Linked DNA regions of Homo sapiens: region 1 is linked to region 2. A link is a contact called in ENCODE Hi-C or POLR2A ChIA-PET data. All regions are on one chromosome and are shown on one strand. The core of a region is the stretch at or near the end of the contact, and the rest is flanking DNA. Distances in the headings are between cores, read along the strand shown. Region 1 holds the start of SRCAP (Snf2 related CREBBP activator protein). Region 2 overlaps XPO6 (exportin 6).

Evidence for each region. A loop is a pair of places that touch in the nucleus more often than their neighbours do. ChIA-PET counts read pairs that join two places held with the same protein, here RNA polymerase II (POLR2A). Pooled maps may share reads with other maps.
Region 1: a loop to region 2 is called in a pooled map, with 8 times the contacts of the local background. The contact joins the promoter of SRCAP here to the enhancer-like site in region 2. A Hi-C loop is called at or near these places in 2 of 50 pooled maps. POLR2A ChIA-PET finds 5 or more read pairs at or near these places in 2 of 52 experiments (BJ and activated T-cell).

Annotation. Positions count from the first base shown.
Region 1 is chr16:30,696,210-30,700,863 of GRCh38, reverse strand. SRCAP (Snf2 related CREBBP activator protein) reads right to left here and starts at 1,693. Exons shown (of 34, transcript NM_006662.3): 1 at 1,622-1,693; 2 at 883-956; 3 at 1-248. The coding sequence starts at 39. It overlaps LOC730183 (a long non-coding RNA gene), which reads left to right and starts at 1,804. Exons shown (of 2, transcript NR_144637.2): 1 at 1,804-1,983; 2 at 2,933-3,157. RefSeq lists silencers at 1,673-1,902, 2,043-2,452 and enhancers at 1,622-1,916, 2,573-2,762, 2,793-2,882.
Region 2 is chr16:28,184,913-28,189,794 of GRCh38, reverse strand. The region is part of intron 1 of XPO6 (exportin 6); the gene reads left to right. Among named protein-coding and RNA genes, the nearest start is that of XPO6, 25 kb to the left of the region's middle. RefSeq lists a silencer at 288-427 and enhancers at 820-869, 1,954-2,123. Within about 2 kb of position 1,279, at least 11 of the 41 ENCODE cell types and tissues checked have a DNase peak (open chromatin) inside an H3K27ac peak, as active enhancers do.

The DNA of each region.
Region 1 (4,654 bases), core at 444-2,943, 2.5 Mb before region 2:
TGGGAGCTGAGGGTGAGCAGGGGAGGGGCTGCTCTGCATGGTCCCACTCCCAGGCTCCCCCTTGGATGCCTGAAGAATGACTGGGTTGTTATCACCAGTACTGCTGGCCGAGGGGCTGGCGTCCGGCTGCAGGGCATGCTGGGAGCTGGCCTCATTCTGGGCCACCGGCCACCGGGACCCGCCTTCCAGGGCCCGGGGCCCACCAGGGCGTCCCAGCCTCCGCTCAGGTCCACCAGCCTCTGGAGCACCTAAAGTAGGGTTAAAAAAAAAAAAAAAGACAGAAATGCAGTTAAAGGGGATGAAAAAGTATTTTTAAAAAACCAGAAATAACACTGAATAAAGAGAAACACAGAAATTACAGGTTACATTTCTTGAGCACTTACTATGTATAAGATACTTTTAGTACCTGTTTGATGTGTTCTATAATCCTCACACCTACCTTAAAAACCAAGTGCTTTTCACAGCATAACAAATATTGACTTCCTCCTACACACAACGGATATAGCCATGCAGAAAGGATTCCCGACCTAAATGTAGCTTACATTCTAATATAATCTGTTTTGTAAGTTACGAAGTTAAGACCTTATGATTTGCGGAAGGTTACACAGTAAAAAAGTGATAGGAGGGCTTCAATCCACAGTCTGATGCCAAAACCAAGGAAAACCTGCTACTCTTCCTGGTAGAGCCAGGTTGACCACGTTTTCCTCAACCCACAGCCTCAGTTCTGTTGTTGTACTATAATCAAACCCTCTACAGAAAAATCACATGCAAACATTCCCATGCTTCTCTAGAGTGAAAATCCCCAATACGGACCTATAATTGCTTTATCTCAAACATTTCTCCCATTAGCATCAGCACACAAAATGGTAGCAGATCCCTCACCTGTGTGAGCTGAGACCACACCCCCTGTGAAAGTCTGCACTTCCACGGTGCCGCCGTACTGAAGGGAATCACACCTGAAACATCCATCAAAGCGTATTATTTACTCCAGTTTTTTGAGACGTTTAAATATACCCAAATCAGTTAAAAGACTAGAAACAGAAAAACTACAGTAGTAGGAAAATCTCACATTTCAGGGAAATGCAAATCATGTTTTGTGAATTCCGGAGGGACATACGATCCTGCCTGGGGGCAGGAGCAGGAAAGGAGTGAAGAAAGAAAGTTCAAAAATTTTAAGTGTAAAGGCTCCAACCACAGAATGGAAGACAAAAAAAAAATACAGCAAAAAAAAGCTGTCACATCCAGAACCTCAGAAAGGTGCTACCTGCCTGCGGGCCTTTCCAGTGAGGGCTGAACGCAGAAGTGAGAGTGGAACTCCCGGGAAGAGTCAACAAACAGGCTGGTCACAGGAAAATCCGCCCAGGATTCAGGGCAGGGCGCTGTATATCCCATACCTGCGCCTTGAGACACTTCCCCAAATACAAGAACCACAGCAAAAGGAGACTCAGGAGCAGTCAAAAGCGAGAGGCCGCACTGCCAAGAACCACGCGCCGGAAACAGGCAGTGTGAACCCGCAGGAGGCCCGGAAATGCTTCCCCAGTGTTTAAGGAAATTCCTAAACCACAGTGCCGGCTTTGATTCACTCCCTACTCCGCCACACGTTCCCAAGACCCGAGCTCACCAGAAGCCAACAAGCCTTAACTCTTGACTTCAGGTTTCGTGACCATCTCCCTAGCCCTCCCGACGGACTGACCTCGCGTGACCCCTGACCTCTGCCCAAGTTGCCACTAGCCCTGAGATAGCCCCGCCCCCTCCAGACTCCCACCCCACCCAACGTGCGCGCCGGGCGGGGGAGGGGCCCGCGCGTGCGCGGCTGGAGGCGGAGCGAGCCGGCTGCGCGCACGGCCCAGGGGCTCCCGCCAGAACCCGAGCCCACGCACACAAGGGTCGCGGGGCTGGGAAGCTCGTCATCCAAGCCCGTCAGGGAGCCCCCCCATCACCCGACCGCGAAAGGCTGAGAGAAGGGAGGGTTCGTGCCACCAGGTCCTGGTCCCCCGGCTAGATGTGGTGGGCGCGCGCCCCGACTACTCGTCCCACGCCCCCCTTCCTCTTCCCGCGCGCCCCTGAGGGGTGACTGGGTTGGTGGGCGGGCAGGAGCGCACCTGGGTCCGTCCTCTCAGGGCTCGCTCGCTCGCTCGCTCGCTCAGGCACGCGTGCGCAGAAGGGCGGGAAGGGAGAGGAGACACGCCGGGGCCCAGCGCCGGCCGGCCTGACCCCCTCAGTCTGTCTCTATGGGCGCGCGCCGACAGCCTCGCGCACCGGCCCCGGGGCCCCGGCTGAGGGTGCGCGCGCAGCACCCCGGGAAGGTGGGGGGGAGGCGGTGGCGGAAAGATGCGCGCGCAGTCAGCCGTCATGGGAGGGGGAACTGTGGGGCGTTCGCCATCTTGTCTCCCTCTCCTTACCTGCGTCCTCGGGGGCGTGCGCACCACCCCCCCTCCCGCCTAGGAGGGGGGAGGGCCCCCTCTTGGCCACCGCCTTCGCGGCCTTTAAACTCCCCTGGAGACTGCGGCTACTGCCACCGCCTTGCCTCCACTGCCTCTTCGCGCAGCACACAGATGCGGACGGTGGGTGGGAAAAAGGGCAGACGCTACTCCCAGCGAACCGCCGCTGCCGCTCCCGAGGCCTCACCAAAATGGCCGCCGCCGTCTCGGCCGCCACCACCACCACTACCACCACCACTCGCTCGGAATCGCTATCGCCGGCGCGGCCCGTCTTCTCGCGAGAGACAGTAACTGGAGGGTGGGGGAACGGGGAGGCTCGCGTGCTAGCGTAGGGTGCAGCACGGTGCGCAAGGCAGCCTGGGAGGTGTAGTCTCCCAGAGGCTGCGCGCTCGCCCTTCCTCGGAGCGCCTTTACCGTTTGCCCCTAGATCTACCTGGGGCTGCATTGCGGCTGCCAGCTCGGACCACCGCCACCTCCCTTTTTATTTACAGATCACCCAGTAAGCTGCAGCAAGTTAGCAGTGGAACCTGGGCCTCCCGATTCCCATGGCAGCCCACTTCTGTAGCGCTGCTTCGTTTTACGCGAGGATGGTTTCCTGATAGCTTTCAAACACCTTTGCCATCTCTTCGCAAACTTTCTAGATTAAGAATCCCTTTGAGAATCTGATACCTTTACCCCAGAATAGAACAATAAATAACAGCTACCTTCTACTGACACTACTTGGTGCCTTGATTATTTCTTTTAATCCTAACTGCTCCATTTTACAAACGAATTGAGGCTCAGGCGTTAAAACACAGTGACAGATCCTGAAGTCAAGATTCCTAGCCAAGCAGTCTAAGCCACAAGAATGCACTCGCTGTCATAAAATTTTACCACCTAAAGCCCCCGCTAAGAGGCCAGGTTAGGAAGCCCTGATGAAGCTCCCCTTCCTCCATTCAGTTTAGCTCTTCCCTGCGAAGAGGATTGTTGGTCCCATTTTACAGATGAAGTTTGGGTTGAAAGAAAAGTGGATGATGCCCATCTTTTCTAGACCCTCCTCCCATCACCCCCAGAAGAGGGGATCCCAGGCCAGAGCCTGAATTGGACCTAGCCTTGTGCCATTAACTCCTTGCTATGTGACCTTGAGCAATTAACTTCACCTTTCTGAGCTTCAGTTTCCTCTGTAAAGTGAGGATAGAATTGCTGATGTAAAATTGCTTTGAAAGATCTAAAGGGCCAGGTGCGGTGGCTCACACCTGTAACCCCAGCACTTTGGGAGGCCAAGGCAGGAGGATCACTTGAGGCCAGGAGCTCAAGACCAGCCTGGGTAACATAGTGAGACGTCGTCTCTACAGTAAATTAAAAATTTTAAAATTATGAAAAAATAAAAAAGCTCTAAAGGACTACCTAAATGTGGAGTATATTTCACTATAGTTCAGTGTTTCACACCCATGATCTTAAGGTCAAGGTTAGCTTTCTGATGTGCTTTACATAGTATTTATTTATGTATTCATTTGTTGAGATAGTCTTGCTCTGTCACCCAGGCCGGAGTGCAATGGCACAATCTTGGCTCCCTGCAGCCTCTGTCTCCCGGGCTCAAGCAATTCTCATGGCTCACCCTCCCAAGTAGCTGGGATTACAGGTGTGCACCACCACACTCAGCTAATTTTTGTATTTTTGGTAGAGACAGGGTTTCACCATGTTGCCCAGGCTGCTCTCAAACTCCTGACCTCAGGTGATCCACCTACCTTAGCCTCCCAAAGTGCTGTGACTACAGGTGTGAGCCACCGCCCCCAGCTGCTTTATATAGTTTGTTTTTTGTTTTTCGTTTTTTGTTTTTAGAGACAGAGTCTCGCTCTTTACCCCAAGCTGGAGTGCAGTGTCACGATCTCTGCTCACTGCAACCTCTGCCTCCCGGGTTCAAGCAATTCTTATGCCTCAGCCTCCCAAGTAGCTGGGATTACAGGCACTGGCCACCATGCCCAACTAATTTTTGTATTTTTAATAGAGCCGGGGTTTCTTTTTTTTTTTTTTTTTTTTTTTTGAGACGGAGTCTTGCTCTGTCCCCCAGGCTGGAGTTCAGTGGCTCAATCTCGGCTCACTGCAAGCTCCGCCTCCCAGTTTCATGCCATTCTCCTGCCTCAGCCTCCCGAGTAGCTGGGACTACATGCGCCTGCCACCACGCCTGGCTAATTTTTTGTATTTTTAGTAGAGACGGGGTTTCACCGTGTTAG
Region 2 (4,882 bases), core at 30-2,529:
AAATATTAAATGTCTGTGTGAAGATATTGTGCAAAGTTATGTCTAGATCTAAGCTGCAGACAAGAAAACAAGAAGCCTTTCTCATGCGAGGGGATGACTTTGTTCCAGATTGTGTTAATAGAGGGGTGGGCGCGCCTGCCCAGCCTTAGCAGTCCTGTTACATGCTGTGGTTGTCTGTTTGCTTCAGTAGAAGACATTTTTTTTTCTCCTGCAACTCTTGTACACAATGTTTAGAATGAATTACATCAATGTATATTTGTACCTCGGTCTTCCCTCTGCTTGGCCTTACGCTGTCCTATCACAGTCAGGCTAAGGAAAGGAACTCACATGGGTGTGGCTGGGGCTGAGATTCTGGCTGGCTGCTCACTGGCTGTGTGTCTTTGAGCGAGTCATCCAGTGTCTCTGGGCTTCCCTGATTGCCCTGCTGACTGCTAGACTGTGGAGGGTCAGTGGGCTTCACCACTTTTTCTTTTTTTTAAATAGAGGAATAAAGTGAGATTTCCACTTCAATATGCTGTGCTTTTTTTTTTTTTTTTTAAAGGAAGTGTCAGCTGGGCGCGGTGGCTCGTGCCTCTAATCCCAGCACTTTTGGAGGCTGAGGCAGGCGGATCGCTTGAGCCCTGGAGTTTAAGACCAGCCTGGGCAACATGGCGAAACCCCAGCTCTACAAAAAATACAAAAATCAGCTGGATGTGGTGGTGTGCAGCTGTGGTCCCAGCTACTTGGGAGGCTGAGGTAGAAGGATAGCTTGAGCCCGGGAGATAGAGTTTGTGCCACTGTACTCCAGCCTGGGCGACAGAGCAAGACCTGTGCCTCCAGAAAACAAAAGGAAAAGGAAAATATCTACGGGCTGGGATGCAAAAGAGCAGTAGTGACCGGAGGGAGAGATGGGAGGAAGCATTGTTCTGAATGTCGTTCTCCTGACTGGGGCTTCCTTGATGCACTTTTCTAGCTTTCTGGCTTTTTGAGCTGAATGACTTCAGGAGGGGGATAGGTAGATGTCACTCGCCCTGGTTCCCATGCATGTTATTTTAAGCTTAGTATTTCATCTCATACTTGTGTGCAGGCCTACAGGTCAAAGATTTTTTTCTCTCCTTTTTTTTTTTTTTTTTTTTTTTTTTTTGCAGTGGTGAAGGGTGTAGGGAAGTGAGAGTGATGATCTGAGAGTTTAGACATCTATGGTAATCCTGTTAGCTTTCAGAGAAAGTTTACATGAGTTTGAATATCTTTGCTAATCGCATGTGTTGTAACACACCGGATATGTTTTGCATACTTTTTAACCTTCGTTGGCAGCAGGGATAGAATCACTTTTCTTCGAAACCTTTATATACAGCAAATAGGGTAATGACACTGTTCTAGATATGCCACAGGGATATTTGAATGGCACTCTGGGATACTAGTCCTCATTTTGTTGAGGTTTGGTATCTATGAGCCCATGAACCTGAATATAGGAGACCCATATGATTCACCTCCTAGTAGATTATACAAAATGAGGCTCTGGGAAAGGATGGCAAAAAGCTTAATAGAAGTGTCTTTAAAAAATAGTCATTTTTGGCTGGGCATGTTGGCCCATGCCTGTAATCCCAGAACTTTGAGAGGCATAGGTGGGAGGATTGCTTGAACCTGGGGGTTTTAAGACTAGCTTGGGCAACATAGCAAGACCCCATCTTTATTTAAAAAAAATTTAAAAAATAGTCATTATTCCCCAAGATTAATTTTGTAAAAAGGTTATGCTTAGAGGGGGTTGTTTTAGAGGCCATTAGGTAACATATTACAGATTTAATCAGGGTTTGAGGAAACCACCTTCTAGCTGCTACATCTTAGGGAAAAGCACCTTATTATCCACCTTCAGTCTCAGTGTTAGCAGTCTCCTGTTTTTCAACACAGATTGAATCTGCGTGTGAGCAGAAGTCTGCTTATGGTCAGAACCCTTAAAGGGGAAAATGTAAAGAGTCACATGTATCTTCAATTTGGAGGAATTACCAGTATTCTTGAGAAACTGAAAGTGATACCAACAGTTTTCTTGTTCCTTTTACTGTCTTGAATTTGGTCTTTAAGATAGTTGAGCCACCAGCCCATGGTAGATATTGTAGAAAATACAGACATACTAGATAGAGCATCTTTCCAGACAGTTGATGTTCTGGGTAGAGAAGCCTAATATCTATGACGTATGAACAGTGACTTTCAGCCCACACTTCATGCCTGACATTGTGTTTACTATGTATTTTACATTTTATTTAATTCTCAGAATGACCCAATATGTTAGGTACTTTTACTGTCCCCACTTGTGCACAAGAAGAAACAGTGACACATTAAATAACTAGGCCAAGGTCAAGCTGCACATTTGGATTCAAACTTGGGGAACCTGACCCTAGAGCCTGCATTTTAAAACTTTTGCCATTCTGAAATGACCAGAGAACAGCACCAAGGGCAAAATTCTGTAGTACTGATTACAAGACAAAGACACAAGATGTAAATGACCTGATCTGTACTGTAATCTGTGTAGGAAAATTCATGAAGGTTAAACTATAAATTGCAGTCTCAGAAGCAAATGCAGGATGGGGCTAGGTACTCGCTTATGAGACCATGAGTGTTCAGATTGGAGTGGCTTCCTATGGCGAGTGACATTGAATCAGGCATGCTTTCCTTCTTATCCTCCTAGTAAACTTCCTTGCTCTTCAAAACCCAAATCACCCCTTTGAAGCTTTCTTTCCTTCAGATAGAGTTAGTTTTCTCTTTGGTCTTCTGAGGCTGTTTATATGTACGCCAGGACTACAGGATGTAACTGCTAGGCCACCTTCAGTTCTTTGAAGTTAGGGACCGTCTTACTCATCATTGTATCCCAGGGGCTTAATTTAAGCAATATCAGTTACTTAGTGAGTATTGAATTCTCATTTCTCCAACAAATAGCTGAGTTGCTTAGTCACTCCAGAATTAAAGCTAGGTTTAGAATAATTGGAGCGGTGTGATGGCATGTGCCTATAGTCTCAGCTTCTCAGGAGGCTGAAGTGGGGAGGATCGCCTGAGCCCAGGGGTTTGAGGCTGCAGTGAGCTGTGATTGTTCCACTGCACTCCAGTCTGGGGTGATACAGCAACACTCTGTCTCTAAAAAAAAAAAAAAATTAGGCTGAATGCAGAGGCTCCCACCTGTGATCCCAGCATTTTGGGAGGCCAAGGTGGGAGGATCACTTGAAGTCAGGTGTTCAACCCCAACCTCGGCAACAGAGCAAGACCCAGGCTCTACAAAAATGAAAATAAAAGCCAGATGTGGTGGCATGTGCCTGTAGTCTCAGCTATTTGAAGCTGAGGCAGGAGGATTGCTTGAGCCAAGGAGTTTGAGGCCTCAGTGAACTAGGATCATGCCACTGAACTCTAGCCTGGCAACAGAGACCATGTCTTTAGCAAAAAAAAAAAAAAAAAGAATAACTGGGGCAGAAAAATCTATATTTAAGAGAATTTATCTGGCGGTAAAGTACTGTTTGGATTGGAATTGGAAAACCTGGAAACCAGGTAAAAGCAATTATAGTAACGTAGGCAGGAGATGATTAGGGCTCCGTAGAAATAGTGGTGAGGGAGAAGGTACAAACCTGCAAAAGAGTGAGAAGCAACAGTCCGCAGACCTGATGGTGTTTGCTGTGGATGGAGAATATGGGGAAGAAGCAAAGGCGATCTCAAATTATGTCACCCTTCTGCTTCTTCCAAGTTTTAATTTTTTTAGGTGATTATGGGTCTTGGTGGACTTAGTAGTCCCTTAATAAATGAGTCAATGGCATAGATCTCTGAACTGCTGACCCATGAGCAGCAAAGTAAAAGGAGCAGATAAAGTCAGGGCAGGCACAGTTGCAAGCTTATCACCTTTGCAGTTTTAACTGTTTCTGGAACAGAAAACTTGGGTTTGTTTTAGATCTATGCAGAGCTCTCCAAGAGTATATTCTGAGCCAAGCTTAATTCGTCATCCTGCCCAAGGATTTTAAGTGTATGTGCCATTTGCTATTGAGGTGAGCCAAGTAACTCTTGGGGAAGCATAGGCTTATGGGGTTGTAATACCTTGTGCTGCCATCCTGGCAGCTCTGAAGACAAGAGATGGTTCCTAGAAATCAGGAGCCTCATGCTCACACTGTTACCTGCAGGCTTATTGCCAGTCCCCAGAGCCATAGTTGTGCTGATAGAGCTAAAATACAGTTTCTAAAGAGTCTGATAACACCAACCTGGACTTTAGAAATGAGGATTTTAAAACATTAAGTGTTTAAAATTGCAGTATATATTTACACAGAAGCAGATAAATTGTAAAGTTGATCATCTTTGTGTAACTAACACTCAGATAAAGAAATAGACTATTACCAGAATCCCTCCTCCTCCAAGGTAACCACTAGTCTGATTATAACACCATAGATAAGTTTTACTTATTTAAATTATTATTATTATTATTTTTTAAGAGGCAAGGTCTTGCTCTGTTGCCCAGGCTAGAGTGCATTGGTGCAATCATACCTCACTGCAGCCTTGAACTCCTGGGCTCGAGTGATCCTCTTGCCTCAGCCCCCCAAGTAGCTGGAATTATAGATGTGGGCCACTATGCCTGGCTTTTTTTTGTTGTTGTTGTTAAAATTAATATAAAGTGAATAATGAAAGGTTGTGTTTTGGTTTCTTTCACTCTACATTGTGTTTGTGAGATTCATCTGTGTTGTTGCATGTAGCAATATTAATTCCTGTTGTCTTATAATATTCTCCTCTATCAAGAAATCACTATTCATCCATTCCAGTGGTGACGGATATTTGGGTTCTTTTGACTTTTTGGGTATTGTGTATAATAGTGCTGTGAACATTTGTGTATGTTTTCGTTTGGTATACATGTAAAAATTTCTGTTGGGTATATATCAAGGAG